Regions from separate parts of the Mus musculus genome. Here regions 2, 3, 4, 5 and 6 are each linked to region 1. A link is a loop called in an ENCODE intact Hi-C map of the cell type or tissue named here. Cell type or tissue: heart. All regions are shown on one strand. Each heading gives the region's core, and the rest is flanking DNA. Links, peaks and the distances in the headings are about the cores only.

Evidence for each region. A loop is a pair of places that touch in the nucleus more often than their neighbours do. Peaks named below come from ENCODE experiments on the same cell type or tissue, not always from the same donor. Only the 100,000 strongest peaks of a DNase experiment are listed, where the experiment ranks them.
Region 2: it touches region 1 in a loop (2.2-fold over the local background); 2 of 42 quality-filtered maps call a loop at or near these places.
Region 3: it touches region 1 in a loop (10-fold over the local background); 10 of 42 quality-filtered maps call a loop at or near these places.
Region 4: a loop joins it to region 1, with 2.0 times the contacts of the local background. A loop is called at or near these places in 2 of 42 quality-filtered maps.
Region 5: a loop joins it to region 1, with 2.6 times the contacts of the local background. A loop is called at or near these places in 8 of 42 quality-filtered maps.
Region 6: a loop joins it to region 1, with 4 times the contacts of the local background. A loop is called at or near these places in 5 of 42 quality-filtered maps.

The regions. Positions count from the first base shown.
Region 1 is chr3:29,811,122-29,816,368 of GRCm38, forward strand. All of the region lies in intron 3 of Gm33206 (a long non-coding RNA gene), which reads right to left. Among named protein-coding and RNA genes, the nearest start is that of Mannr, 77 kb to the right of the region's middle. In heart, for the core only: a CTCF peak has its summit at 1,967 (motif pointing right); no DNase peak of the experiment used is centred there.
Region 2 is chr3:30,455,257-30,460,503 of GRCm38, forward strand. The region is part of intron 1 of Mecom (MDS1 and EVI1 complex locus); the gene reads right to left. Among named protein-coding and RNA genes, the nearest start is that of Mecom, 52 kb to the right of the region's middle. In heart, for the core only: no CTCF peak of the experiment used is centred there; DNase peaks (open chromatin) are centred at 2,965 and 3,055.
Region 3 is chr3:30,512,536-30,517,782 of GRCm38, forward strand. No RefSeq gene overlaps it. Among named protein-coding and RNA genes, the nearest start is that of Mecom, 5.4 kb to the left of the region's middle. In heart, for the core only: a CTCF peak has its summit at 2,697 (motif pointing left); DNase peaks (open chromatin) are centred at 1,616, 2,086 and 2,676; H3K4me3 peaks cover 2,655 bases; H3K27ac peaks cover 2,189 bases; H3K27me3 peaks cover 911 bases.
Region 4 is chr3:29,888,893-29,894,139 of GRCm38, forward strand. It overlaps Gm33206 (a long non-coding RNA gene), which reads right to left and starts at 4,335. Exons shown (of 6, transcript XR_880724.2): 1 at 4,214-4,335. It overlaps Mannr (Mecom adjacent non-protein coding RNA), which reads left to right and starts at 2,125. Exons shown (of 2, transcript NR_110437.1): 1 at 2,125-2,357. In heart, for the core only: a CTCF peak has its summit at 2,024 (motif pointing right); no DNase peak of the experiment used is centred there.
Region 5 is chr3:30,012,540-30,017,786 of GRCm38, forward strand. All of the region lies in intron 2 of Mecom (MDS1 and EVI1 complex locus), which reads right to left. Among named protein-coding and RNA genes, the nearest start is that of Mecomos, 4.8 kb to the right of the region's middle. In heart, for the core only: a CTCF peak has its summit at 2,899; a DNase peak (open chromatin) is centred at 2,912; H3K4me3 peaks cover 568 bases; H3K27ac peaks cover 1,149 bases.
Region 6 is chr3:30,157,983-30,163,229 of GRCm38, forward strand. The region is part of intron 2 of Mecom (MDS1 and EVI1 complex locus); the gene reads right to left. Among named protein-coding and RNA genes, the nearest start is that of Mecomos, 140 kb to the left of the region's middle. In heart, for the core only: a CTCF peak has its summit at 2,553; a DNase peak (open chromatin) is centred at 3,499; H3K27ac peaks cover 716 bases.

The DNA of each region.
Region 1 (5,247 bases), core at 377-4,376:
TGAAGTCAACTTTGCATCATCTGACCTCAACGGATGTGCACACATATGTGCACTTGCACACATACAGGTGTACACAGATATAAACACATGCATGCACACACACGTACACACACACACACACACACACACACACACACACAGACACACACACACACACACACATGTGTCTATAGTGGAGACAATTTGATTAAGTAGGAAAACTCCATGTGACAGCATGCGTACCTTAGTCTCTCTGGAATTCTAAACCATAAAAGTAGGCTGATAATGTCTTTATACCCTTTGAATTAGGGGAGGTTTGAAAAATGAGTTGAAAATGTCAATAGCTCAGCCTTCTGCCTAGAACCTAATGAGTTTCTGAAAACAGTAAACTCAGAGCTGAAACCCTCTGCATGAAGCTTTCTGAAGGTAAGATTCAGACATGTTCATTCTTTTTCTGACCCCAGTAAATCAGTGTCACCGTGTCACCATTCAATCCCATATTATTTCTTCCATTTTGGCCATCTCTCCCACCTCTGCTTTAAATATTGTTTCAAAATGACCTTGTAGTCATGATAATAGTAGTCATTTACCTGTCACCCTGCACTGCTCAGCCATTGCACATAATCTCCAGAGCAGCAGTGGAAGGCAGGTGTTCCCCTGCTTGGAGGTTGGGCCAGGTCATATTTCATTAAATGTCCCCATGAAACCTAGCACTGTGCCTTGGATACACAAGACCCTCGTCACACATGTTTTGATTGACTGAAACTCGGCAGTATGTCCCACTCCCTTTCTTTGTAATGTATGTAGGTGTTTGATTTATAAGGAATTTCTGTCCCTGGATGTGGCCGGCTATTGAATTTATGTGTGACAAGGAAACCATACAGTTTGGCAACTCTATAGTGATAGGTGATGTGTGATTCATTTGGGGGAAGATAAACATTTTCTATTCAGACTTTGAATACCTGGGCCTACGGTTAGCTAATCAAGTCTCTGCATGGCTGAACAGACATCTTCAAAGGGACTTTACTCTAAATTACTCCATTGTGTGTTTCTAGATGCTGTCCTGTTGCATATTGATAATATTTCTTATAGCCACTGCTTAAAAGTAGGAAACAAACATAATTTAGACTTTACTCATCTTAAAAGAAAGCCAGTGGTGTTATAAACCTAAGTCCATGCTAGAAAACCAGGACCCCAAGACCCTTTGAGAGGCCAGGATGCGCTCACAATAAGTTACATCTGTCTGTAACGTAAGGCACACAAAGAGAGACTCAGAGAGTGTGCCTTTCTTAAAAGATGTGTCAAAGCAGGAATCTAAGTTGGTCCTGGAAGACCGTATAGATAGGTGGCGGGGCATGGGACAGCAAAAACTGCAGGGGCCATTGATCAGCCTCTCTGAGCCATCTCCCTCCTGGTCTGGTTCAGTTGCTTTCTCCTCAACTAACTACTCTTTGCCTCCTGAGGTAGGCTTTAAGTTCCCAGTGGATGTTTTTCTTCCCTCCCCTGTGAAATCACATGAATCTAGGCTGGGTGGGGGCAGGGGAGGAGTATGGTAGGCTCTGAACAAGCCCAACCTCACTGGTGGGAGAAATGGTCCCGTAAATCCTTTCAAAGGGCGCCCACCATGTCTGAGAGTCGGAAGGGGCAGCCGGTGACATGAATACGATTATTGTAATGGAGCAAAATGTGTGACCCGACCGGATTCGGTAAACCCAGCAAAAGGGAACGGCACAGTTAACCCGTGTCTTGGGGGAGCACTAAACCTGGAGCAGACTTATTAATTAGAGCTTCTGAGGGGCACAGAAAAGGGGAGGCTTTCTCCATTATGGAGACAGCTCCATTCTAGCCAGTTGCTTTCCACGGGGGCAACTCCTGCTCCTTTCTTTCTTCTCTTTGAGCCAAGCAGTCTGAGTTACTGTTCACAAGGTCCCTGTTGTGCCTTTTCCATTCAGAAATAGAGCCGATGGGAGAGTTTTTAAATGCATCAGTAGGTGGCGCTCTTTCTTTTAATTTATTTTTCAATCTTCGGTCCAGTTTGTACTGAAAGACCCAGACCTTTTTAATGAAAGAGAAGGGATTTTTAAAATGAAAACACATATACAATGTCCTCTTTTAATTGAAATGGTATATTGTGAAATCATTACTGTCACATGACATTTGTGTTTTAGGGAAATGCATATATATATATATATATATATATATTCCTAAATTGACTTTAGCAATTTGAAAATGATAGTGGACATCTGTGTTCAATAACGTTTTGTTGGTAACCGGTGTTTAATATTTCATGTCAAATCAGGAAGAGTGATAGAAGGTTCTGGAACAGCGGCGGCGACTGGCATTCCTGCAGCACAGCCTGCCCTTTGTCATACTCACCATAAAGAAACCTGCTGTAGCCGGGATGGGAGCTGCACCAGAGTGACTCTGTTCTTGGACCTTACATAAACTTCCAGAATACACTGTCTCTATTTTCTTTTAGAAATATGTCTATAAGCAAAACGGGCTAAAGGACTTCCCAAGCTCATTATTTATTTAAGTGGGAAAGAGGGGGAGTGTGTGTTGGGGGAAAGAGCTCTTGGAAGAAATTACAGCAGAATAAATCATCTTCTAGAACAAATCTTACCTTTGTTTCTCGTCAGTCCTCTTTCTTGCCTAGTTGGTAGGCTGTGATGGGAAGGGAGGCGAATGCCAATGGAAACATGCCTCCAGTGGTTCACAATGAACTCTGGCTAGGATTCTAACAGTAGGAGCTGAGCAGGGTGGGACAGGGGCAGAGAGGAGCAAGGAATAACTTTGAATAAGTTTGTTTCCTTCTCTCATCCTCTTCTATGTGCAATCTAAACTCTATATGCAGCATTGACTTAACAACAGATGTGGTAAAAAGACAATTGGAGGAAAGGGGGCTCTCTTTCAGCTGTCTACAAGACTAGTCCCCTGAATCATCACACTGACCTGCTATTCAGGTCTGTCGGGCTAATTTCAACATTTTTTTTAAATGCAGGGTCCAGATCAGTGGATTTGCTTTGACTAGAATGTAATGTATGAGAAATAGAATATTTGGGATCTAGACATGCAGGCATAGCTCCTGTTTGTTTATGTAGATTTGAAGGACTGTGTAATTGAGGGAAAGAGCACCCTTCACTATGTGCAATAATAAGGGTGAACCTTTAGGTGGGCCAGTCCGTATGTGGCCAGGATCTCTTCTATGTTTTGAAGAGAGAATTCTAGTGACAAAAACCAAGGTCCTGAAATAACTTTGAGGGAGAAGTGATGTGCCTATGGTGTCATTTTTTCTTGTTTATACTTAAAAATGGGAAAGGGTTAGATTAAACAAGTATTTGATTTTGTAATGGCTTCAAAACTCAGGAATACAGGAGAAGACAAAGTAGATGAAAATACAGCATGCTCATGACTTATTTTCTATTCCCCCAAATGTCTACTTACAGGCAAAAATTAAGTAACCAGATAAAATTAGCCATGTATAAAAGTTAACCTTTCTCGGGTTCCAAATGGCAATGACATTTGCCTGCCAATAATGTTAATTCTGTTTGCTTTGCAAAACTTATAATTTTATTATTTCAATACTTCAGTGTTACCAGAGCTATCAAGGAAGTATGGGTATCTTTCTTATTTGAGACAGAGAGAATAAAGTACTGAGTCTAAAAGCCAAACATAATGACCAAGAACCATGCATCCGTGACCCCAGAACCCCAGTCTAGCTATGTCTTTTCTCCCGTGGAAGGAAGCTTTGTCTGTGTATGAGACTTGGGCATCCAATGTGCAGCCGGCAGAGAAACAAGCCAAACTTTCTGGCAGGTGGTAAAACAATAGAGAAATGCAGATAATAAACACGAGTCAGTCCAGGCAGTGATCAGTTGTGGGCATAGCCTGTTTCCTATAGCAGCTTTACGTTCAATCCCAGATCCCATGCCTCGTTAAAAGGCTGAAATAGAAAAGATGTCATTACTCAAGTGTTTTTCATGAAGTGAATGTTTCTTAGTCGTCAGTATTGGCTACCACCGTTCACTAGAAAGCTCCACATTAAATGATCAGCTTCATCTTCCCTGGGCTGCAACTAAGAACATGTGTTTGTGCCCTGTGAGCATCCATTTGTGAGCTATCATACCTTCTTGGCAAGCATGGTGTTGAAGTTGGGGGTATAAACATAACTTTATGGCATAGCTTGAGAAAACAATCTTTCCAGGGACACATTAAAATGCCCTATCTGCCTTCTCATCGTCAAAGAAGACCCAGTGCCTCCATTAGAATCCCACAATTCAGAAAGTTGTTCCTCGTGTTATTAGAAGGTTGAGCTACCTAACTACAGTTCAGAATCATCTACCACCGATGAAAGAGTTCTGCATCTCAGGGGGCGGGGTGGGTCTGGTACCTACTCCACAAACCACCACTTCTGTTCTTTTGAATTTGAGACAATATCATCTTCTAAATCGAAATGAAATATATACTTATTATTCCTTGCTCAGACCTTTGGTTGAGCCATGTCTGCTTCTCTCTGGACCATCCTCTTCAAATCTCAGAGGTATGGGGGAGGGGGAACAATGAAGAGCCTCAGACAATCATCCCAGATAAGCTGCCAAGTGGGGCAGTGACTTCTTAAAAATGACAGCAACAAAGCTCTTGATCCTGTAGATCTCTCTCTCTCTCTCTCTCTCTCTCTCTCTCTCTCTCTCTCTCTCCCTCCATCCCCTCTCTCTCTCCCCTCTCTCTCTCTCCTCTCTCTCTCCCTCCCCTCTCTCTCCCCCCTCTCTCTCCTCTCTCTCTCTCTCTCTCTCTCTCTCTCTCTCTCTCTCTCTCTCTGTCTCTCTGTCTCTCCTCTCTCTGTCTCTCTCTGTCTCTCTCTCTGTCTCTCCTCTCTCTCTCTCTCTGTCTCTCCTCTCTCTCTCTCTCTCTGTCTCTGTCTCTCTCTCCTCTCTCTCTCTGTCTCTGTCTCTGTCTCTCACTTCTTAGTTGTGTTTAGCAACATTTTCTTCAAGTTCGGCATTTTGTTTGCACTTTGAGATGATCCATGTTTTTAAATCTGACTTTATTAAGATCATTTCTTACATCTTCCGTATCTTCCCAGAATTTTACAGCTCATATGTTTTTCTTCTTTGGAGTGCTCTTTCATTAACTAAAAAAATCTAAATTATTTTAAAAGTTTACTTTAACTCGACCTTCACTCTTCATCTCTAGCACAGGAACACACCTTGTGCCACTACTCATCAGTTTGTAGCAATGGTCACCTGCAGCATTTATTACCTACTCTCA
Region 2 (5,247 bases), core at 887-4,886, 640 kb after region 1:
GAACTATATGCTTGAGGACATAAAGAAGTTCATGCTATTAAGAATGCCCCAAACATAGCCAGGCAGTGATGGCTCATGCCTTTAATTCCAGCATCTGTGAGGCAGAGGCAGGATCTCTGTGAGTTCGAAGCCAGCCTGGTCTACAGAGCTCCAGGACAGTCAGAGAGCTACACAGAGAAACCCTGTCTCAAAAAAAAAAAAAGTCAAATCTATTTTCCCCTCAGTGGTACTGGGAATGGTGAGATTTGATAGAGATAAGTGAAAGAAAAATATATACCAATCAGAACGAGGGTGACAGTGGAGAATATGTGTTGTCCCCTGTGTTTACCAGTTTGGGGACAGGAGCGTCCCAGACTTGACTCGGGAGAAGCATTACTCAGACCCTAGGTCCTCTGAGCTAGTGACATAAAGCAGAGGCCAAGGATCTATTTCTGTTAAAATTTCTGGATTTAGGTGATTTTAAGGCCAGGAAGCCCTGCCTAAAACATGCTAGTCTGAATACTGACACATACGTGTGCAGGAGTAGAAGACCTCTTCAGACTCCTCAGGAGATCAAGCACTGTCTTGATCCAAGCCACCATCTCATTTAAAAATAAATAAATAGATAGATAGATAGATAGATAGATAGATAGATAGATAGATAGATAGATAGATAGATAAAAGCAAGCTCTAAACTACATCAAGCTGTTCTTCTGTCTGGATGGACTTGCCTGCAGGACCCTGCCTAACTAGCCCTCTCACCACGTCCATGGAAACTTCCCATCACACGCTTCTTTCCCCTGCCCCTGCTCTTTCTACGAGTGCAGCCGAATCTGCTGGAGCAGACGCCGGGTATGTGGGCAAAACAAACAAGCCAGGCAGTTGTGAAGGGCGGAAGTGTTTCATAAGCCTCAGTTTGGGGTTGCACAGAATTGCATGCGGACAATGGCAAACAAAATTTATTAATATATCCTGTTTCCATTGCTTTCTTAAAGACCTAGCTTATAACAGCTAATAATCTCTGGTCCTCAGGCCCAGGGTGACCTCTTTCAAAGTGCTTGCTTTCCTCCATTATAATGGGACAGGATTAAAGACCTAGGAACCAAATGATTACACTAGCCACATATAAATCTTCCCCCTCTCTTTTTCTCACTCTTATCTTTACTCCTCTAATCTGATCATTTATGCCCAGAAATCAGCAAAGAACATCAATTTTGCTTGAGAGAAAGGTAAGAAAGGTAGAAAAGATAAGGACTGTGAGTCTCCTACAGTCTAGAACAGGGTTTTCAAACCACTGTGGCTTTGACATTTTGAGCCCGATAATTTCTTGTTTGTAGACAGCAGACTGTGCATTGTGGGATATGGAAGCCAGTAGTTAGCTTCCAGAGTCTCCAGACAGTACCATATGACCCCTATGAGTCCATATGAGTACCATATGAGCATCAGGGCCCCAGAACCACATCCAGCTGAGAACCACTAATCTAGAATAATTTTAAAAGCGGTGCATCTGGGGACCTGGAGACAGAGCTCAGCTAGCAGGAGGTTTGCTTAGCATCTCTAAAGCCTCGGGCTTGGTTCCCAGCACCACATAAAGCACAGTGTTCCACTCCACTAATCTCGGCACTCGAGAGGCAAAGGCAGGAAGATCAGGGGTTCAAGGTCATCCTCAACTACACAGTGAGTTCAAAACTATCCTGGGCCAAAAGAAACTGTGTCAGTCTATCTGTTTGTTTTCTTTAAAAAAAAAAAAAAGCAACTAATTTGTATTAGATAGGTTGGTCAATATTTAGTACTTAAGTAGAAGGATTATTAGTCTATAAAGTTGTTTAAACATCAAACAAAAAAAGGACATATAATTTCCAAAAAATAAAATCAGAAACATTATGACTACCGTTTTAGGTGTAACATCTGATGGACATCAGATCAAGGCTGAAATTTTGCAAAATACTAATATAATAATAATAACAATGTGGCATGGTGGCACCAAGACTCACTAAGGCACCTCAGCTTTGGCAGAGACACCCGGGGAACTGCACGCTGCCAGCACTGATGTTCCTGGTGCTCTGCTGTTGGTTTGTATTGGGTTTTTCTTTTTCTTTAACTTGGGGGTTCTTTAAGCATAGTTTTAATCTCTATGTTCCTAGCTCTTATAATCTACAAATCATCAAAATGCTGTTTTATAAGGGTATCTCATCAGCTTTGATGTCCGCAAAGCCCGGGGGCCCTTTTTCTTGCGCGCTTATTTTCTTTTGAACCAGGAAACTGTGCTTTGCCAAGAGCAAATGGAACGCAAGCCTCAAAAGATCTAAGTTCCATCTGCAGCTCAGAACCCTCGAATTCTCCGAGTTCTCCAACTTAACAAAATACAGTCTCACCATCCCTTACACCACATCTCCCAGGTTCTAGCTACAGTCATGGCCGGGAAGGTTCTATAAACCTAAGGGTTTTCCTCCAGAGAAAGGGGAGTGGACTGAAAGGCTGGCATTGGGATACAACCCTGGTCTCAGTTACACTCTTCATCTTTAAAATGCCATCCAAGGTAAGAGAAAATAGACAGGAAGGAAAGAAAGAAATCAGCTAAGCAACATGTTCTCTGACTTTCCCCAGGTTCAAATCCAACAAACAAGATATTACATCAAAGTTAAATTGTTTACACATTACATGACCTGTCCTTTTTTTTTTCTTACCACTGAGTTCCACAGTACAAAAATATTATTTCAGAGGCAAGGATGTAAACCCTATTCATAACAGGATTTCAAACACATCCTGAAATGAAGCGTCTCCTCAGATAGTGTGCCCTCGGTTACATCGAAGGCATGCTGGTTTTATTTGTCAGTGTTTGCCGAGGGGGTCACAATATCAGGAAGCAGGAGATGGCTCATCAAAGCGTCGCTGGGAGCTCTCACAACTCATCAGTTAGACAGTACCTTGTTTTTGACACTGGGGCGGAAATGCATCTGCCCCTACCCATTGTTAGAAGCTTCCTCCTGTCTTTAAGTTTTTTGGAAGGAGCACTGAGGACTCGACTTCTTTTTTCCAATAGGTAATTGTCACTAATTAATGCTTCTGCTTCATTCAACAATGTGGACCTGTGACCCAAGTAATCTGGCCTTGTATCCCTAGCCTTACAGCAAGGACATTGCAATCTCCTAACCCTGTCCCCAGGGGCCCAGGTCACAGACCAAGGCTGCCCTGCTGGGTTCCCAAGCAAGCCTCTCTGGGCTTCAAAGTCAGTGAGTTAGTTCAGTGGGACAGTGAGACATCAAGGAGGATGTGGCACCTGGCCAGTGAGCGTCTTCAGAGGGAGGGGTTTTTCCTCTGAGAAGAGCTTCTTGCAGAAACCAAGGCCTCTGATCTATCCATTCTACAGCCTCTTATGGGGTCCTGCTCATGCCAGGCCTGAGGCACTGGGAATAACTCAAAAAGAGTCTCCACTGGCAAGGAACTAGATCTAGGCTAAAGCTCAACCCCTTGTTAAAAGCTCATATATCCATTATTTCACATCTCCTTCCATAATAGTCTTCATTTACTTTCTCTTCCCTCCCTCCCAGCTTGCTTGAGTGTGCTCTCCAGTGTTCTCTCTCTCTCTCTCTCTTCCCCCTTCCCCCCTCCCCCATCCCTTCCTCCCTCCCACTCCCTCCCTCTCCCCCTCTCCATCTCCAAACACACATAACTAGACCATAGGAGTTGTGATGAGCACATGGTTCGAAATGACTCCAGGATAAAAAACAGCTTTCCTCTATTATCCCTTAACAAAATTCCAGATTATCGAGGACAACAGTCCAAAATTCCTTCCTTACTGTTTGATTCTCCTCTGCTCATAAGCCTTTTTCTAAAATCTGGGCTAGGAACAAACCTACATAAACAAAATCTAGATTAATTTCAAATCAATAAAGATGACAAAAAATGAGGTCCAACACGCAAACTTAAGAATGAATACAGTGAATTTTAAAGAAGATACATAAAAGGCCTGGTGCAAAATAGCCCTCCCACGATAAATGCTGGGTGTCTTTGGATAACCCGCTGCCCATTTTCTTTTTCAAATGGTCACAGAAGTTTGAGTTCCACAGATTAGGAAGATATGCCTGCTTATCAATCTGTGATATCTGCTTATCAATCAGTACAAGCATGCGTTTGATAAACAGACCCAAGTCATGGAAAAGATAGCGTCAATAAGCAGGAAGCTTTGTTGTATACTTTTAAATAAATCTGCACTGCTGTATGCACCTACTGTAGAGAGTACATTACACAGGCAGACCAGAGCGAAGGGTACAAGCTCACGTCTTTGCCCACCACGCTAAGGGTGTTACACCCCCGCCTGCACCAGAACCCTCTTACTTGTGAATGAGGGGCTTAGTAACCATAGACTACGGAGCTTACATCTCCAGAGCTATTCAAAAGCTTCTGGCCCAGGTTCTTGGGGGAAGCCCACTAAGAACCTTCCTAGCAGGTGCAAAGTCCTGGGTTCAATCCTCAGGCACGGCAAATAATCAGAGAAAAGAAAATGGCTCATGGTAAGCAGTTGTGTAAATTACTGCTTCTATACTTATAAAACACGCAGGCTCAAAAAACATAGGCATCCCTGTTCATAAGGGAGCAGGAGTCTAGAGACACCTTGGGGATAGCTGAAAGCCTGCTCGCCTTCCTCAGCTTACCAAGGGGTAATAATGTGCAAGGCTCCTCCAGCTGGCTACAGACTCACACAAGAACCCATTCCCCTTCATCACGTCAGCTCCAATGGAGCCTGAAACAATGCCCTAAATATACCAGGTTTGTAGAAAATATGTGTTGAACAAATAAATATGTAAATTCAAGTCTTCTGTTTGAAAATCTGAGTTTACCATTATTGATATTACTTATATCTTAATGATAAAACTTTTTTACCCCAATTTTGGAGTGGTGGGGAGGAGTTGCGGGTAGATAGCATCTCACAGGTTGGCCTGGAGTGTACTGTAGGGCTTTGGTTGACTTTAAGAGCCTCCTCCCTGTGTCTGCTTTCTTAATTTGATGAAAAATCTATAATGGTCAGGCAGTGGTGGCTCACACCTTTAATTCTAGCTCTTGGGAGGCAGAGGCAGATGGATTTCTGAGTTCGAGGCCAACCTGGTCTACAGAGTGAGTTCCAGGACAGCCAGGGCTACACAGAGAAACCCTGTCTCAAAAAACCAAAATGAAGAAGAAAAGAAGGAGGAGGAGGAGGAGGAGGAGGAGGAGGAGGAGGAGGAGGAGGAGGAGAGAGAGAGAGAGAGAGAGAGAGAGAGAGAGAGA
Region 3 (5,247 bases), core at 744-4,743, 700 kb after region 1:
TGCCCTCAGATGGCTGTGGACCTTCACCGCCGGCTATGAGGTGGTTCCCTGCGGCTGCCCCAGCGGATTCTCATTCCCTGTCAAGTCCACCTGTCCCCAGTCCCAGGCGTGAGATCACAGCAGGTGACTTTCTGTTGCCACCTCTGGAGTTGCTAACACCTCTGACCACAGATCTAAGCAGTCCAGGAAAAGGGGGGGGGGGCTGACAAACTGGTGAAGTTGAAGCTGCTTTCTCTGTCCCCACACGCGCCTTTCCTTCTGCTCGAATTCGTTTCCTGGGGGACAGACTTAGGACAGACTTAGGACAGACTTAGGACAAGTTTTTCTTGCCTTTCCTTCTATGGAAACTGGCATTCTGGAAGTGGTGACAACTTGGAAAAATTCATGAGCTTAATAACTGTTTGGGTTTGTTTGGGATGTGTGTGTGTGTGCACATGTGTGTTGTTTCCCCGCCCCACCCCCGTCCTTCCTTTCTTCCTTTCTTTGAGCAGAAATGGGGAGATAGAGGTAGGAGTGGAAAGGAAGACAAACTATTGAAAAGGAAGAGGCAGGTCAGTATTCCTCTTTCCAACTGTGTCTTTAATTAATGCTAGAAACAGCAAGGAACCGGAAATGTTTTTTTTTCCTTTCCTGGCACTATAATTGAGCCAACCCCACAGTACCTTTAGAAGAAAGTTTGAATTCTTTATGGAGGTATTTCTTGGCCTATTGTCTTTGTGCAGTGAACTCTACATGCTATTGAATCGAAACCTACATTTGCCTGGCTACCAGAAAGATTAATTTAATCATTGTAATGTAATTATTAATACTGTTTACCCAACGCTGAGTTTCAGGTTGGCTGTTAAGAAATTAAACTCTCGCTGGGTGACCAGAGGTAGGCAGGAGTCTCTTCATGTTGAAATGAAACAGTTCTCTTTATTTAGTCTCAGAGTCCAGCTTTCGGCCAGGGGTTCAATTAGCCAAAATGGAAACAATTTTCATTCATTGCAATAACTCTCTCGTTCTGGGGATCGCTTTCAAAATATACACTTTATTATTATACGCTGACCTCGGTGGCGTGGTGTGGCAATAAAAGAAAGAGGCAGGGAGATCTATCTAGCCCCCTTGGGCTATAATTATTAGAAATTAATTGGGTTCAGGACCCTGGGTAGCCTAGCTAAATTAATAGCTTGTCTGGTGGTTTAAATCCGAATTTTCAGTCCACAGGAGAGAAAGGGAGAGCGTCACAGACATGAAATGCAGACCCAAGGGACGCCTGAGTTTACTTGCAAGACACTCATCTATTAAACAGTATCCAGAATACATTGGAGCTGGGGAGAGGGGGCCGGAGTAGGAGGGGGTGGAGGCGACCAGAAAGAAGAAAGCAGTAAAGACCAGGAGGGAGGCTGAGAGTGTACAGAAAGGTCTCGAGTTGATTTTATTCGATTTTTCTTGTCTGCATTGTTTTCGGGAGGGGTTGCATTTAGGGGTTAAAATCAAAAATAAAGATCCCGTGCATTCGGAGCTGTCGTACTGGAGTAAAAGTGAAAAGGGAGCCTTAGGCAAAAGGAAATTACTGCGAGCCCGCGTGACCTTTCAGGGAGGTAATCAATCAAGTGATCAACAGGGATATTTATCATCGCTATATAGGACGACTTCGGCCGGCAAGGGCGGGGTGGGGGTGGAGGGGAGAAGGAGAGGGTGGAGACACGCGTACATTCACACACTCGCGAAAGTTTGAACAAATCCGATGGGTCTCGAGACAGAACACACGGAAGCTTTTGGAAATGTTCAGACTCCCAATTCTGTTTGACATCCTCCGAACGAGAAACGAGAAACGCACACTTTCGTGGGTTTCGGCAAGGGCTGAGACTCGTATCCCCTGCCTCAGCCCGTTATACGAAAAGGTGTTAACTCTCAATCGCCAGTCCGGCTTGGCCTTGAATACGAAGCTACTGGCGGGGAAATCCGCGCTTCGCACCGCTGCAAGGCGAGAGCCGGGGCGCCTGCTAGGCTTTCGCGTACCGTGCATCTGGCCAGCGGCGAGGGGGATGCAAGGTCGTCCCTCCCAGCTGCATGCAGACCCCGCGACTTATAGTCTCCTCTTCCTACGAAATCCTTGCTCTGCAGCGCAGCCGTAATCGCGTAAAGCTGCAGGCCGGTCAAAAGCAAGCACATAAGGTTCGATCAGCGGCTGGCCTCCGCTGGCCAGCCACCTCCTCCACATTGTAAATGTCACCCTTTTGTAAATAGCGCTTTTGAGCCCAGTTTTCTTGGCAAACTGACCCTGTTCCTTCTCCCTGCAACATCCACCTGCTCCCAGAAGCCAAAAAAAAAAAAAAAAAAAAAAAAAAAAAAGGTGCGGGCTTGTAGGGAAGCGCGATGCTGGTTTTAAATCGTCACTGCATCAATCCGAACCTCCCAGGCTCCCCAGCCAGCTCGGAATGATAACGGGTTCTTTCTCAGAGTTAGTCCGCTGACAACTGGCCCTCGAGGCTGGAAGCTCCTGTACGAAGGGCCACGGATGGAGGTAATACACGCCGCCTCCACGGTGTGATCCGCGACTCACGCGGTACCCGACCGCGCCAGGGTGGCGCGGAGGCTGCTCGGGTTGGCAGCCCACGCGGAGCTCGCGCTCCCCCGCGCGTCTCTCTGGAGGCCCTCTCTGGGCTCCCGGCGCCGGGCGCGGTCTCCTCCCGCACAGCCTAGTCTGCGGCGCCCCCGCCTGGCTCTCTCCGCCGCCGCAGCTCGGAAGCTCCAGCCATGGAGGGCTCCAGCTGTGCACAGTAGCTGCCTAGGCTGGGGGTGGGACACAGCTGGGGCGCCCCAGGGAAGCGAGTTAGGGTGGGAAGGAACCCAGCGAGGAGGATTAAGACGAGAACAACTCCCGGCGCTGCTACCGGCTTAAGATCTGGAGGAGCTGCTACTCGGGCACAAATCTTTAAGTCCTGGGGGATATGGAGCCCCAGAAAGAAGCCAGACTGCTGGCGTGCAATGCCAGAGGCCCTCTTTAGATCTTTGCATTGAACAAAGAATCGTCTCGAAGAATGTTGCCAAAGTTTAATGTGCGCACGAATCACCTGGGGATCTTGTTAACATGCAGATTCGGATCCAGGAAGTCTGAGGTGAGGCTCAAGCACTCTGCGTTTCTGAGCTCACTTGCAGGTTGCGCGGATGCTCCTAGAAGCCCACCATTACTTGGACCATTACCACTATTAGAAGCTCAAAACCTCAGGGCCGGGTTAGACCGACCAACTCGAAAAGACATTTTCCCAGACGATTCACCGAAATAGTGCACTTTTGGGAAACACCACTCTTGAAAGTATCTGGCCAAGATTTCTGTCTTGTTAAATCACCTCAGCAGCTGAATCCCTGTTTCCTGCCTTAGTCGCGAAAAGGGTAGTGTCTGATTCTACTCACTTAAAACCTACACCTTCTCTGTCCTTTGTTGAAACCCGTCTCCCAGTTTTGTTGCCTTTGGATCTTAGAAGCCAAACGCCTCTAAGACCTAAAGGTTTCCCGGATCCCCCAAAAGGATGGGCAGCCCTTCCCCCATTCTCCCTCCGTTGCTTTCCAAGTCTCTGCCTTTTATTCCTCCCTGCTCTTACAGTTTTTGTTTACTCATTCCCTTCTTCGCTGTGGACATCCTGAAGGCGGCATCTTAGATTGAATTTTGAAATTTTCATCTGAAGCATGAGCATATTTCTCTCCTGCATAGCCATGTCTGCTGTTGCTAAGAGATAGCCATATTCAGATTTTATGGGCACTGTACATGAGATAAATCCTCATCCAGCAAGATCAATTCTTAAGATTTTTTAAAAAAAGAAACAAAGTCAAACATTTGACTGGCCCAGAACTTACAGAAATCCCCCTGCCTCTGCCTCCTAAATACAGAGATAAAGGTGATGACCACCACACTCGGCAGATTTTAATATCTTAAAGAGTTGATCCAACGAAGTTTCAAATATAGTATCCCATTTTAACCAACTGTGTGAATTCAGGCAAACAACTGAGTTTCTTCTTTGTATGGTTGAATAATTATGTACATCTTGCACGAATATTGTGGGGGTTAAAAATAATATACAGAACACTACGTATGGATTTTACTTTGTAAAAGAGACTTGCTCTAAACTCTGTTTTGAAAGTTAGAATAATGACAAGGATCCCTCTCTGTCTCTCTTTCTGTCTCCCCTCCTCAACGTGCCCCCTCCCCGTGTGTGTGTGTGTGTGTGTGTGTGTGTGTGTGTGTGTGAGTGAGTGTGTGAGTGAGTGTGTGTGTGAGTGTGTGTATGAGTGTGTGTGTGAGTGTGTGTGAGTGTGTGTGTGTGTGAGTGTGTGTGAGTGTGTGTGTGTGTGTGTGTGTGGTCTTGGGCTCTGTCTTCTCATTCACAGCTGTAATGGGATATTTTTTCTTTGGTCAGCGGGCTGTCTCTTCACACAGCAGAACCCAAGGGTTTGATGTATATGAAATTGCTGTAACTGGATCTTCACTTTAACATTGCAGCTTGAATGGGCACCAGTGTGTGCGTGGGTTTGGGTTACATACTCTCAAAAAATGCTGTGTGCACGAGAACTGACAAATCAGTCCCTAATACCAAGCTACTGTCAATATTCGATACAAAGAAGCTCCAGACCATCTTCCAGACAGGCTGACACAGCAGAACCCAGGAGAACCCAAACCACATGGCGAGAAGAGGAAAGGAACTGAAAGATGCTTCTCTTCTGCTCTGGCCTCACAAAAAAAAAAAGAGTCTTTCCTCACAACCCAACCAGAGAGGGTATTTGAATCAGTCTAATGTTTCTAGGTTACCCCATTCTCTGCCTGTGAGTTGAAAGCCACAAAGTAATTTCAACAGAAAGTGATTTTTAGCAAAGTAAGTTCTTTTTTCTTTCATCCTTTTAAAAATTCTGCTTTGTTTCTCTAGCCCTTTTCATTCTAACTCTCCATGAGTCTGGCTGTTGTCTTTACTTTCAATACATAAAATTATTCAGGTTAGTTCACTGGCAGTAAATAAAAGATGTGTTGTATTTTTTAACATAGAGCACTTTATTATTATTTACTCAGATACATGGTTGTGGTTAACATGAGAATGTTATCACACATAACCAAAACATATTAATTTGCTTAATGTCCTTTAAAACTTATAGTAGATTTCCACATTTTTTTAAAAGCACTTTCTACAGAATCCATGCTGAGACAGTTATGAACAAGAGTGCCTTGTAGCAAGAGTCTCAGTACTCAATAACTTAATTCTCTTGAACTGAGTC
Region 4 (5,247 bases), core at 522-4,521, 78 kb after region 1:
TAGCTTCCATATCCACACACACATGTATACACATCCCCCCACACCTGGATATCCACACACACATGGAAATATTCTCAGAAAGAAGGGATAACAGTAGTATCTCCATCATAGAATAATCGGGGCTATTGGATGAGTTAATAGGAGCAAAGATATGAGGAAATATCTATCATGTTAGATCTACAATTGTTAGTGAGGTTATTAGTTTGTGTCCTAGTTATCTAGCATACTACTAATTATTTTCCCCTTTAGTCAAATCTTTTCATTAATATTTGTGGTTCCTCCTGTACTTAAATATCAACTCCATTCATATCTCTCCTTCACAGGTCCTTCCTTTGAAATCTTGGTCATCATGTACAATTTCCTTCATTATATGTCCACTTTGACAAGTCATGTACCTGTTAAACTCAACTTTCCCCCTCCCAACTGGTCACCTCTCCATCCTTGCTGAGGAAGCACACCCACTATTGAAGCTAGAATGCTGATAATAACCTTCTGTGATGTTAGTACTGATGTTCAAGCCCTGAGCCATCAACATCCTGTCTCTGTTTTTACCCATATTCCTCAGACCTTGTAAATGTCTGTTACCTGCCATGTGAACTATTGGAAATTTCAACTGACTTGCTTCTCAGCCCTCTGACCTCTTTAATTCCATTGTCTATGTACCTGGGAGAACAACCTTTTCAAACATGAGAAGGTCTTATACTTAGAGAATGCTGATGCCTTCTTTTCTCTCTTATAGTCAAGATGAACTAACTCTGGCTGAGCTCATAAGATGTTTGTACCTCAATTTTAAGTTACTTTGTTCTCTCTGCTGCTTTCTTCCTGAAGGTATTGGCCATTGTTTTATCTTATGAAAACTTTCCACTCTTCTCAGGGCAGAGCCTGTGTACATGCTGGTCCTCCTAATCACCCCATCGTTTCTGTTCTTTGTGGCTTCTAGACTCTTGCGTCACATTCTCAGGAAACCATCCTTTGATCTTCATGGCCAGATATGTCCTTATATCATTCTTGTTTGTGATGTTTAACATGATTCTGTTTTTATATTTCTTTATGGCATGCTTAGGTTTTGTTTGTCTTATAATAAACTACAACTTCTGTGAGCCAGTATCTTCAGGAGACAATCCTGCAACTGAGTGGTCAAGATTTCACATATTGATATTATAGCCTTTGGGGATTCACACCCCCCGCCCCCGGCAATCCTCTGAAACCATCTTTGTGGCTATAGAATGATGCCAGGAACAGCATGAGCCTCATCCCGTAGAAGAGTTATCTATATGATGTGCACAAGCTAATTCCAACACAGTTGCTCATAATTGTGATTAAACCATAGTATTCTTGACTAGACATGGCCACAGAAATTAAGTCAAATGAATTAGAGAGTTGTTAGGCTATACCTTACTTGACTGATGTAACTGCAGGGAAAGAGCATTTCAGCACATTCTCTCCCCCTTAGAATTCCTTAGACTGCAGTGCCTGAGTCCACTCTACTCACAAACAACATCATAAGACACAAACATGACAGGGCGACTTTTATTAACTGTGCAGTATTTGCATTCAAGTATAGAGTCTGCATTTGAAGGCTTTCTTCCTTAAAGAAATGACTGTTTCAAATTATGATGACTAAACACAGACTGCAGATACTCCCAAAACCACAGCAAGAGAACAAGCTGGGAACTGCATTATTTTATCTTCAGAATAGCCAGAAATATTTCAATCTTCACTCTTTTGATGACTTCATAGAGAAATAACTGTGTGGTTGACTTTACAAAAGAGAGGAGAAATTAGAAAGGGAGAAAGAGAGAGAGAGAGAGAGAGAGAGAGAGAGAGAGAGAGAATGTTCCAGCCTTTACTTTTGAATTTTGAGACTACATCACAATACCTAAAGAAGAAAAGAAATTGTTTTCTGGCTTTGATGTTCAAATGTCAAGACAATAATTTTTTCTGTTACAAAATGATGACTGTCTGGAAAATATTTTTTCTATTAATATTATAGGATTTTTAGGTCTTTGGACAGTTCATTTGAATGGCCACAAGAGAGCAGTAAGAAATTAAAGCTCACTCAGTGACTCAGAGTCACACTGATGTGGGCCCTCTGCTATTAGGAAAGTTTGAAAGTCCGATGGACTTCATGTTCATGGACTTGGAGAGGCAGTCCGGGAGTCCATTCTCCCCCTTAAAAGCTATGTAGTCAAGAAGGTCAATGCCGACACGATCAACAAATTATCAGGAAAGAACCTGGAATTAGACCTTCAGGAAACCCATATTCATGTGTGAAATGGAAAAATATTCTCGCCTAGAGCTCAGGGGTGTCTTGAGAAGTTTCTGCCCTGTCCCTGTGGAATATACAAGACACAAAGGTATGTGGTACAAGACAGAGTCCCACAGGGCAGGCCTGGGCATCCCTTAGAACATGACCAGTATTTTCAAATGTTTGCAACCAGGAATGTTTTACAGTTCTAATTCTACCTTTTTCTCTTATAGCTTAACTATCATATAAAGTGGTGTTTGGAGGATATCGTGATAGTTCTTAAACCTCTTCCCTAACTCTCTATATTCTCTACCCTCTTTGCTCACACTAGCTTTGCCATGTATGACTTAATATGTTGAATACCATGAATTTTAAAAGCGAATTTAAAAAAAATGAATTCACAAACGGCTAGGAACAGAATTAGTATATGAGAAGTTACTATAAATCTGTTCAAGAAAAAGTTGAACAGCCAGTAAAATAAAATAGAATTACTCCAAGCTCACGAAATTAGAATCACAGTCAATATGCATGTGAAAATTGTTTGTGCTTAGTAAATGGCAGAATGTTGTGTTAGCAGAGTTTGTGCTGAAAACAGCACGATCCTGATGCTTTGTATTAACAGAAAGATGACACAGCCTGTGGGGCAGATGTGGAAGCAGCTAGAAAGTAAGGTAGAGCGACAAGCTTTAAAATGTGCGTTTCCTTTAACGGAGACAATTCCTCGCTGGGAATTAACACTGTGAAAACAACCCGATGAACTCAATGTAGAGGCTTCAATAGTAAAAGAGAACTGGAAAAAAATAAAAATTGTGTTTCAAAGAAATCAAATTTGTAAAAATAAAGGTATAGAGGTGCAGCAAGACTTTGACAAAAGACACTGACAATAAAATACACGTACACGTGCTGGCCCTGAAAACACAGGAGGAATTTTAATTCATAGTGAGTATTAAACGCCATAAGTGATACAACACAGGAAGAAACTGTGCTTGGCTACATAGGAAAATATCTGTATGTTATTTTCAAAGTAGCAATCCCCCCTGGGAATGAGTCTTAAAAATGATTTGTTTCTGTTTTCTTCCACCGTTTCGTTTCCCCGAATGCTTTGGTTTTAAAACAATTAGTGTGTTACTTTCAAATTCAATAAAACACACACACACACATACACACACACACACACACACACACACACACACACACACACACACACACAAAATCTATTTCTATGCTCTAGGAAATTCTCAGAGAATCTTAAAAGTTAGTTTGATAAATCTAAAAAATGCTTAAAATATGATCTCCAGTTACCAAGTGACAGAGAGTAAAAATCTATTAATTAAAGTCAGCATATGTAATTTACAGATTCTAAATAGTAAGAAAGAAAACTATGTATTGAAATTTTTCCAAAGTAATTATAGATGGTATTCAGTCAACTTACACATTTAGGTTATTTTGTAAATCAGTTCAGATTATCATATTTTAAGTATAAAAATTTTTGCTTTTCAAAAGAAATACGCTCTTCCTTAATATTCTATTTATGGACAAGCCAGCAATCTGGCATTTAAGCAATTTTAATTTTTTTCTAGATGTCTTAACTGACTGTCTGCTCATTGATTTTCAGTCATATATTGAACCTGTAACTACTATAATGAACTACATTTCAAAAGGACCTTTATTTAATGTGACCTCTGTCTTGCTGAGAATAGCTTCCTTAATGATGAGTCAGAATTTAGAGAAGGTATAATTGTTTCATATTTGGAAAATAATATGCTTCTCAACATAACCCATGAGCAATTATTATTTTTGACCATTTGAATTACTTCTATATTTTAAAATCATGAATTATCACATATTTTCTATGAAGCCACTAATATATCAGATTTAAACCATCACTGCAAAATACATATTATTACCTCTAATTTATGTTAGTGTAATCATAGTAAGTACAACCCGTTGTCTATCATGACTTACGTGAAGCTGGAAAGAATCCCATGTGTGAACGCTCTAGTTCCTAGAGGAATTTCATGCTTCCTTGGAAGAGACACTTTTCCCCAATTAATCATATGTGGTGGTCCATTTCCTTCTATTAGGGAACCCTCCTAGGCAGGAAAAAAAAATCTATGACTTTCTTCCTGGTTATAATTTAGAAGAATGAGAGGCAGACTATGGTAGTGTGTACAAGGCAGGCTGGACCAAACGCCAGTTCCCCAGGCTTCTCCTTGACTTCCACAGATGAAGTGAAAAAGCTGACGTTCTTGCACATGTTTCTGCGTTCTCTGGTTTCTAGTCTATGGATGAGAATTCATGTTCTCACTGGCTTTTTTAGTTACCCTCTTTTCCAATGAATTTTATCTTTCTCCAGAGAAAGAAACAGTGTCATAGAAGACGTGAGACCAAGCAAGGAAACAAACATCACTGTTCTACCCATCGTAACTGAAAATGTGCTCTTTAGCTGTCAATTAAATCTTATTTGGTAGCCATGGCGTTCAAATGCTCTCATTGTGGAGCTCTGAGAATGCCTTGGAGACAGGACAGAGAGTGGCAGCACTGTCAGCTCAGGCAAGTGCACTTGCCACATTCAAAACCCCTTCTAGCTGATACACAGTATTGCTCCCTGCAACGGCCATTGTTTACATTGGTAGAAAGCTCTTTGGAATTTCTGAGGCCCTCCTGATTCTCACCATGCTCTCTGCCCATTTCTTCTTTTCTGCTTTCCTGCAGTTCACTGCTTCTGTCCCTCAGACATCTTCATACTTTCACACAATATGATGAAAAACTAGAGATAAATTTGACCTCCCAGAAACTCCGAAAGGAAGGGCTAGAAAGGGCTCGGTGGGTAACGATCTTAGTTTGCAAGCATGAGAACCTGAGTTTGAGCTCCAGATCCTACCCCAGAAGAAAACCAAAGACAGTTTAAGTATAACCTCTATCCCACCTTAGGGAAGAAGAGATGGGTAGATGGATCCTTGGAGATTAAGAGGTATCCAATCTCTCCTCCTAGTCAG
Region 5 (5,247 bases), core at 688-4,687, 200 kb after region 1:
ACCTTCCGATTTCTACGGCCTCAACTCAGCAATCAAAAGCAATCACAGCAGAATTAAACAAAAATAAGATCAGCAGCAGCCAGGTACTCGAGTTGGAAAATCTTTTCAAAGAACACCCGCTAACATTTCGAGATATTTTAAAAGAAAAAAAAATTTTTTTTTAAAATAAAAGCCTCGTGTCTCCACTTCCAAATGGGTGTCTGATAAGTTTGTCGTTCCCTGGGAGCTGATCGCCAGGACCACGCGTTTCGGATTTATTGTCCGCCAACAGTGTTTTAAGACCAGAATTGAGCCGGGTTTGGTGTATTTGGGTTTTTCCCCTCTTCCTAAATGAGCTCGCAGCTATTCCTTCTGGTCTCACTACCTCCCTCTTTCCTCACTTTCTCTTGCTCTTATCAGCCCGATGTGTAATGAAAGTTATCTGAAACCTACTAAAACTTCTCCCACTCCTCTGTCGCAGCTCCAGGGGCAAGACCCGCAGGAGGAAAGTGTGCGAAGGTAGGGGGCCTGCCAGGCCAGGACGGCCCCCCAGGTCCTCCCAGAGCCTTCTCGGGGCCAGACCCTCACCGGCTCGTCCCCTTTAGCCACTCCGCGCCCAGCCGCAGGGTTTCTATTTCATGAACTGTCTCTTTAAAGGGGATCTGCTCGGCCATCCAGAAAGAAACCGGGGCGAGGGAGAAAGGGAGCTATCTCCAGAGTGGTCGGAAGCCAGACGACGGGCTCCTCTTTCAGTAAATTTTTAAAGTGACAGCAGCCTCCTCTGGCGGGAGAGGTCACAAAAAGGTCGCCAAGACCCAAGTCCTATAGGGACAGACTGATTATAGATGCACCATCCCCAGAAACATGTAGATTTCTGCCGATAAACAACCAATGGGGAAATTTCTCCAGGCAGGATTTGTTTCCCCAGGGAAATCTCTTTGGTTTTGATGTCCTGAGCACAAGGGTGTGTGTGTGTGTGTGTGTGTGTGTGTGTGTGTGTGTGTGTGTGAGAGAGAGAGAGAGAGAGAGAGAGAGAGAGAGAGAGAGAGAGAGAGAGAGAGTCTGTGTTAGAGTTGGGTGGGGGATGGGAAAGATAGGGTGGAGAATTGCTTTCAGGGGTGTGAGGGTGCCTCCCCAGGCAGGCTGGTAGTTTGGAAGCTCTGAAGAGGGCCAGGGCAACTCTTAGGATAAAGAGATACTGGCTCGCATTAAAAGTCTCAAGACAGCAGCTTCAAAAGTGAAAACTAACACACATTTCCAGTTTCCAGTTAAGCATATTTTAAAATAAAATATAATTTAAGTTTCTACTTAAATTTATTCCTTTCCTTTTTATAGTTAGGTCCCCAGAAATGTGTACATTTTAAAAATACCCCTACACACACACACACACACACACACACACACACACACACACAAGAACAAATCTTAAAATCTAAAGCATTATTTTCATATCTCTCTCACAAATAGATTGTAGTAGATTGAGAATATTTTCTAAGTTATTCAAAAGGCCATGACTTCCCCAGAGTCAAGTTATGCAAGTGGTTGCTTTTAGTGATTCATATTTTATATATTAGATAACTTTATAATAAGTTTGGGCACTTTCTATCAATACAATGCAGAGATGACATTGGGTGAAAGAATTTGGATAGAGGATGGCAAAATATAAGAATCCATGTGTTTATTTGTAGATAAATTTGGAAAAAAAAATGTTAAACCCACCGCTTAATTGAGAATAAATGCTTTTGATGAGAAAACTCCATTTATAAAAGCAAATAGAAAGATACAGCTCACCTACCCACCAAGAGAAGACAGAAACACCTCCAGGACAACCACCCCCAACCCCCACTAGGCAAGAGAACTGCCTCTGAGCTAAATCGCCAGCCCTCAGATCCAATTTATTCTCAACTCAACAATGGAAAATTTAGTAAAATGCCTAGGTCTAGGAACAGGTACTTGGGAGGGGTGGAGCCAGCTCACAGGCTTAGAATGTGTGCTGACATTAAACTTTTATCTATGAATCAGGACTCACAGTACCACCCACATTTCTTTCTCTCCAAGGGCAAGTTAATGTGAAAATCCAGTAGATCTTTATTTTCCCCAAAATGCTGATCAAAAAACAAAAATAGTGTCAGAAGACAAGGAAGCAGGTGACAGTAAATGACTAGAGGTGGTGACTAATTCATTTTGGTGGCCTGTTATCTATGACACTGAACTGTTATTTCAGATAATGGCCATTGTTTGGCGGGGGGGGGGGGGGGGGGGAGGGAGATCTCACAGCAGTAGTAGGTAAGACAGGGGAAAAATCCTTTGTAAATAACCTAAGCATTGAGATATTCCCATAGAGCCCTGCCTGAGAATCATGAGGAGTCTGGGCTTCCCTGCATTGATCTTAGGCCCTTCCTCAACTTGCCCATTGTTGAAGTGCTCTTTTTCTTTTACTTTTTTTTTTTTTTTTAATTTAGCCATAAATTGGAATAGCTGGAGCTATGAGCTGTTCTATTTTCTTCCTGTCAGGATGAGAGATTTGTTTTATGATGCATTGTGTATTAAATACAAGTAATCTGGGGAACTGAGTGCTTCAGACACTTCAGCTTGATCAGGGGGTCTGGGTGCTCAGTGCCCCAAACCATTCCAAGCCCCTACTTCACCCCACCCTGGCCTTGCAGCACCCACTGCCTAACCTTTTTCAAAGCTTCTCAGAAAAGCAGGAAAGGTTGGTGGCGACACAAAGGTCCTGGGAAATCAGTGACAGGTCCTAACTAAATTCACATTTCAGGGAAAAAAAAAAAAAAACCTTTGAGGTTTTTGTTGTTGTTGTTTGTTTTGTTTTGTTTTCTCCCCACTTACATTAGCTTCTGGTGTGGGAGGCGGAGCGACGGGTCTAGATGGTATTCTTGCAGGTACGGCTGGAGGCCGTTAGGTGGCGATGTATCCCGAAATAAAGTACAGTGCCTGCAGCCTCAACGACCTAGGTGAACCCACCAGGATCTGACAGCCTGGTTGCAGCCTCCAGGTCTCACAGACACAGACCCTGGGAAACTGCCTGAGTGGAGGATGCTCCTACCTCTGAATTTCCTTAATTTCCTCCCTGAGACCTTGAGAGATGTGTCTAAAGACAGCGAGGATCCATTCTAACATTACCGCTATCCGTTTAATATGTGTCTCTTATTAAATAGTATCAATATTGGTGCTGTGATTCTCACTCTTGTACAACAGATAAACTGCAGGAAAGATTACACGGCATTATCACAAGCATCTATCTGGGCGAAGAAAGTCTAACAGCAGCTTCCTGGTCCCCACTCCCCTCACCTCCTCCCAACACCGTCTTCTTTTGCATATGAGGCAGGAACTTCACATGATGACAGCCATCCTGCTTTGTCTTAACATAACTTGAAATTTAGAGAAAAAGTCCCACAATCTCACAATAAGTGATAGAGCGCTCCTCCCTGCCTCTCTCCAATAGTAACCCATTAGGAGATCTACCCCATCCGAAGAAAAACAGGCTCAAACAAGGGTAGAGGGCAGAGTTTTGCAAGGAGTGTGCTTTGCTTCCCTGTAAGCTTGCTTCCCGTTAGTTAGGAGCCTTCTAAAACAATAAATAAATACAAGGAGCCAAATCCACCAACTCCCTTTACTCCTTGGATTTCTAGAGAAATCTGTTTACAGTAGTTACCAGCTACAAATTAAGCCACTGCAAAGCTGCTTTCTGCTCCACAGTGATCAGGAATACGCCTGTTCTGCAGAGTTTAGCACCGCCCTTGCAATAGACTATTACAAATAATGGTTTTACCTTAATCTCGAACCAGCTTTAGTTTGCAAGCCCGGATCAGGAAAGTTGATCTAACTACCAGGGTAGTGGAAGGCAGGAGGCGGCTTTAAGCAATGTATGGCTTTGAGAATGCATGCAACAGAGTAGCGATCAGATTTTTACAGAGTAGCGATCAGATTTTTTTTTCTTAAATAATCATACTTTTAAACCGCTTTTCAGTACTAGCCATGGCACGCTTCTTTTCTTTATTGCTCTTAATTGTTGTTTACCAAGAAGACAACATTGGGAAATTCTCAGTTTGAGCAGAGTGGGTAGATTTTCTAGGAGTCACACACTGGTTGATGGCCAGGCTGGGGTGGGAGGGGTTAATGCATTTTCTTCCAGGTTTGAAATGGGTATAAACCCTCCGCAATCCTTTCCCTTCCTCCCTAGGCTGCAAGGACTGCAGAATCTTTAAAAGGCCCAAAGATTTCCAATAAGGCCATGGGTTCTGCCTTCATGGTATAACTGTTTATTTAAAATAAGTCAATATATTAGTTAAAGCGGTAATAAGTCAGCGCCCCAGTATCCAAGTGATTCCCACAGGACTGTAAACCGATGCCTCTTTTAAGCCTTAAACTTCAGGGTTGTCCCAGAAGCAAGAGTCCAGCTAATGGAGGCCCTATGGGCATGGTACATGCCAGCACATCATTAAAAGAAAGAAAAGCAGTCCACAGAAAGCCAGATGAAATGACTGCACTGTCCACTTTTAATGGCTTCCTGTGGACAAACGGCCCTGTAACACTCTGCAGAGGACGGTATTTAAAAACAAGACAACTTGCTGGCAGTTTTCAATACCATAAAGTTAATAAAGTAGGCTCCCATTCACCCTGACATTATGTTTTGAGTTTATAGAGGAAGGCCCTTTATAACCTCAGCCTAAGTATAGTCTTTTTAATTCTGCAGCTCTGGGTTCTTGGGGTGGCTAAGCAGCCATTGAACTCCAAGTCTGACTTTTTTTTTTCTTCTAACACCAAGCAAATGTATGGGTTTGTTTTTTGTTTTTTGTTTTTTTTTGGGGGGGGGGGCATCTCATATGCAGTCTCTCCTTCACAGACTATCTGTGAAATCCTGCTTCATACCGTTCATACAGTTGGGAAGCATGAAATAATTTGAGAAATTGACATTTGGCTGAACAATAACTGCTTGCTAATTAAATTAGCTTTGTGTATAGATATTGATGTGTGTTTAAAAAGAAAATCAATGCTTTCTCTCCACGGCACAGTGGCAATGTGGGAAGTGGTCAGACTTTCACCTAAGCTTAAGTGAGACACAGGTAAGAAAATTTCAGTATTATTTTGGGACTCAAGAGATGTGTCGCTGATTCCTCTACAATTGCTACCCCATTTTCCTTCCCTCCGACTCCTCCAAATTCTTACCACCTATCAGATCTTTTAAATCTTTTTGTTCCATGAAATTTGAATAAAATTCAATGCACAGGTGCAGAAACTAGATCAGAA
Region 6 (5,247 bases), core at 467-4,466, 350 kb after region 1:
AAAGTACCCCAGGGAATGGAAACATACCTGGATCAAATTATATTGAGCTCAGACACACATACAGCATTCTAACTCTTTCCACTACCCTGTGGTCATATTGGGTAGTGTTGTTTATTAATGTTCAATCACAGATATTAGGATGAAGGATGTCAGTTCAGAGAAAAGAGGACTACATGGGCCACCAAAACCTAGCACAGTGGAGTTGTTTTGGCCAAGACCTCAACTGTAGGCTACACACCAATAGTCATTGCTGCCATTACTTGCCAATAGGTGGCTGATGAGTGTATTTGAAATCTCAGTTCTGGGAAGAAACAGCTGACACAAATGAACAGAATGGGCAGAATCGGAGAGAAAAGCTACATTGTGAGAGCTAAGTGTAGAGCTACGATCAAGGTCTCCTGCCCAGGGACCCTTAAGTGGGCTCATCCCTGCCTTGCTGCTGTTGTGTGAGCATATAGGCCAACAACAACACTACATCTAGCCCCTGGGTGGGATGGAGTCTTTGGCTGCTCTTCTAGTTCATAAAGTCTCCTGCTATACCCTGCTGGCTCCTTCTATAGGCTCCTTTATCACTTGTTTGCTCTCAGTCTGGTAGGCTCTTGGGTTTTTCTGCTATCATTGAGAAAATTGCTCAGGTTTTCTCTCCAAGTAGATGAACCAAGTACATTTGTTGACTGTGGTTCTTCTGAGTTCTAGAGCAGTCATCATCACCAAACACTGTGTATTTTGGTCTTGTGTTCCTGTCTTCTTACTTACTAGAAAGTTCCTTAAATATGCAGAATTTTTCTAGACTCCAGGTACGTTCTCTCAGACATATTGTTTGCCATTCGGGTGCACGAGAGGCTGCTATGGGTTTCTAGCCAGTGAACCCTGGCTGGCCCCTGATAACAAGTGAGAACTGGAGTTGATAGAGAATTTTCAGCCCAGGCCCTTAGGAGAGTTTATATTCATTCTAGTGTTCCTGTCAGTTTTTCTCATGATGAAACTCTTTCTCTTGGTCAATCAAGTCAACTAGAAACTAATTAGTAATTAGTACTTAATCAAGAGCTCTCTCTCTCTCTCTCTCTCTCTCTCTCTCTCTCCCCCTCCCTCCCTTCTCCATCCCTCCCTCCATTCCCCTTTCTTTCCATCTCCCTCTCTCTTTCCCTCCTCCTCACCCCCTCCCTTCTTTCAATAACTATATGACCCAAGGTGCCTGGTTATTTTATTGGTTGGTCATTAACCACCGCTTGGAGTTTCTTGTTTGGTTGATTGGTGGGGTCTTTGTTTTGCTTTGCCAGTGAACCCTTCCTCTGTTTTCCTGCTGGAGGATAATTAGATTTCTGTACTCAGCTACTACAGTTAGTCAAGAGCAGTATTTGTTTGTTGTTGCTGTTGCTGCTGCTTAGTTTTTTAAAGATGGTTTGATTGATGGATGGATAGGAGAATGGCTCAGTGGGAAGTGGAAACATGTGGAATCAGAACCTAAACCTCCAATTTCTACACAAAAAGCAGGCATAACTGGCCACACCTATAACCCTGCCCTGGTGGATGCAGACAGGAGCATCCCTGGGCCTGCTGGCAGTCAGTCTGACCAAAAAAATTAGTAATCTTTAGGTTCAGTAACAGACCTGCTAAAAGACATGAGTCGGGGAATGATAGAGCAAGATACATGGCATCTGCTATTGTCCTCATACACAGTCATGCCCCATATACACACAGCTTCTCACAGCACACACACATACATACCCACACGCACACACACAAACACACACACACATGCCACAATGGGAAGTGTGTGTGTTAGCCAGTGGAGAGGCATTGTTTCTAATGCTGATCATGTGTGCCATGGAGAATCACCCTATCAAGGTGGTAAAACAAGTGTCTGCGCATGCTGTGCCTCTTACCTTCTGTCTTTTCTAGCGGCACAGGAGAGCACTGAGAAATCGAAAGCCGGCCACCTGGAACCCCACACGCTGGAAGACTTGGCCCTTGAACCTGAGGACCCAGCTGCAACTCTGGGTTGACTATTTAGACAAAGATGAATCTGATCATCTGATGAAACCACGTCAATCACAGATTCAGCTATAGCATTCCACGCTAGCCCTCCTTCCAGAAGCTTCTGCAGGACACAACTCCACCAACACAGAGCCCCAGAGGAAAAGGCTTACCACAGTCATTTTCCCAAGCCTGTCTGCCTCTCCCACCACCCATGCAGAATCAATTCCACTCCACAGCATCTCCACCACCTTCCTCCTGGCTCTAGGAAGTGCTCTCCATCCCCTTTTCTTGCTCTGGACTATTACTTTTTCTATTCTTTAAGTTTTCTTTTTTTATTTGAAGAAACAGTTCATATCTTAATGCCAGATAAAATACGAGCATTATGGGGATTTTCAAATGGTACTGGGCTTTGAAACTTCTCTCCCACTCTTGCTATCGTAATTTGGCTGACTTACTTTACATATTGAGCATCTAAAGATATAATTTAAAGAAATATTTTAGTGTTTTTTTAATTTAATGGGATTTTTTCAAAGTTAAAATACACGTGACTCAAGGGATTTGCCACCACCTGGTGGCAGCATATGCAAATGTCAATGTACCTAGATGTAAAAAAGGGTGGAGTTGAACCCGCTACTCAGAAGTTATACAGTAGTATCAGGTGTATCTCAGAGACACATGTCGCTGTAGGAAAACAAATGCATTTAAAAAATACAAAATCTCTTTTGAAATGAAATCCAAGTACGGAAAGCTAAGTTTTCCATAACTGAAATTAGCACACCTTATTACACAAACTTCTGGCATGCAGGGTATATTTCCATGGTGTCTTAGAACCAGCATTGTGGCTGCACGTAAGACAGCCAGCAGGGCCTCTCACATTGTCGCTGTGCTTCAATGTGGTGTTATTTTACCCGCTAGTCATTGCTTCTTCCTCTTGCCATCAGAATAAGTACTAGATTCTCATTTAGTGCATTCGACCTGGGATTCCCAGAGCTGTACTCCATCTCCTCTGAATCCAAAGGCAGAGCAAAGCCAGCTTTCTTAAACCACTGTACACAGAGAACAGGAGACCAGTGCTCCTCCCGCAGCAAGGAACTGGGAGTGGAGGAAGGATGTGGGATCTTCCCTTTCCAGACCCTTGTACTCTGTCACATGTCAGTCATGGGTTGTACTGGTTTTGTCTATTGGAACCACACCACCCTCACTCTGGCCTGACGTGGCAATGCTCTGTTCAGGCAGAACACTGTTCTCACTGAACCAGGTTCCAGTAAGTGAGGCGTATGTTTACTGAAAGAGAAAGGAAACTAGAGCCAGGTCTTTCTTTGTAGTCTCTGGGATGGTCAGACACCCAGAGACCCTCCCCCAAACAAGGGGTGCTGTCCTTGGCCTCTCCTCTGGCTCAGTGACTCAGAAGGCATGGCTTTCTTGATCACAGTGATATCTTAGACTGACTCTTCTACCAGGACACAGGAAAAGCTTCGGGGTAGGGCAGGGGCATCCTGCCAGCTCTCGGGTCTGCAGAGAGCTGTGAGGAAAAGCAAGCAGAGCTCCAGTAGGTCTTGGCAGAGCAGAAGGCAGGCCCTTGAGCAACTGTCTGAAGAAGCCACCATGGCTTTGCACTTAGTGTGCATCAGTAGGATATATCCTTATGGGTTCACCCTCCACCCTCAGTGACTGCACAGCATTTAAGGACAAAAGTGATTAGCTATAGTGCAGCTTCCAATTGAAACCAAAACCAGGTTTCCATAAACACTCACACTAATATTCTTTAGCAGCCTTTCCTGGGCCAGCTATAGATGAAGGCAATTACAAAACTTGCTTGATTCGCAAAGATAGGATGGAAGGGGAATAACCAGAGAGCCAGAAAAGTGAAACAGCAAGAACCCACCTGGTGACCTTCATAGTAGAAGGCTTTTGCCATGCCTATGGTGTTCCTTGCCCACACCAGCATCTTGTAAAGTTCACTTTGAGCATTCCAAGTGTGCCACTGTTTATTCTTCCAACACTGTACAGCCAACATTAGGTACTCCACAACTTTGAACTACAGTTCAGACAACTCACTTGTAGCTTCAGCCTTGAGGCATGGATGCCACTGACTACTGATATGAACTTGTATAGCCAAGTATGGTCAGCCATGGCCTTCCAGTGGCTGTAACAGCCACTCCACAATTTCACAGCTCCTGAAACTTTAATCCCTACCATCCTGGATGTGGAGTGATGAAAAAGGTATCACTAGTAGAGTTAGGAATTCACAGCAACCAAAAGCAACTTAGAAACCAAGCGTGCAAACTGTCTCAGAGGTGCTCATGGCAACACCTTATCATGAGGCATTGCAGGAGGGCTCCGCAGCTGTGGCTCTGAGCACACATCCGCCCTAAACACTGCAGGTGCTCCTATGACTCGACACGTGAGTGAACGGTGCTCTCCACACCTGGGCTCAGGTTCTATACATTTATAGATTAAGTATTATAGTATTTTTCTTGTCTATACAAAGTGTTCTGCTCTTATGAAAACTGAATTGTTTAATTACAGAAAATAAAAGACTTTCAATAGTTTTCTAGCATGTTCCCCAGAGTGTTATCAAAATAGTCTGTTTGTTTTTACTGTGTTAAAAGTGTCTGATTTCTTTTTAATGCTATTTAAGTTATAGATACATTTTATTTTAAAAAATCAGTACATAAATTTGACTTGGGATTAAGACAGATTATTCTACAATTGCTGAAATGGTTTAAGATATACTTCTGGCTCTGTGTGCTATATATTTCTGAGAAGTGGCATTCTCAGAATTGACAATTATAAAATATTAGGGCTGGATATATGGTTCAGCAGTTAACAATACTTGTTGTTCTTCTAGAAAACCCAGGTTTAGTTCTCAACACCAATAGCATGAAGCTCAAAATCACCTTAACTCCAACTCCAGAGCATCCATGGCTCTCACTGGGCCATTTTCAATATTGCACACACATACACACACACACACACACACTCAATCTCTCTCTCTCATACACACACACACAGCACACATACACACTCAATCTCTCTCTCTCTCTCTCTCTCTCTCTCACACACACACACACTTACACACACAATAAGAAACAAATCTTTAAGTGTAAATAAATGATTAATCAACTGAAAAATTTTTAGATGTTCTTCGTCCTTCAGTGTCAAATAACTAGCCCCAATTTAATTCTTTATGTAGAATTAAGCAAGCACAGCCATCTCATTTAGTGTGCAGATTTGACTTTGCCCTTAGTAAATGGGAGAATTGTA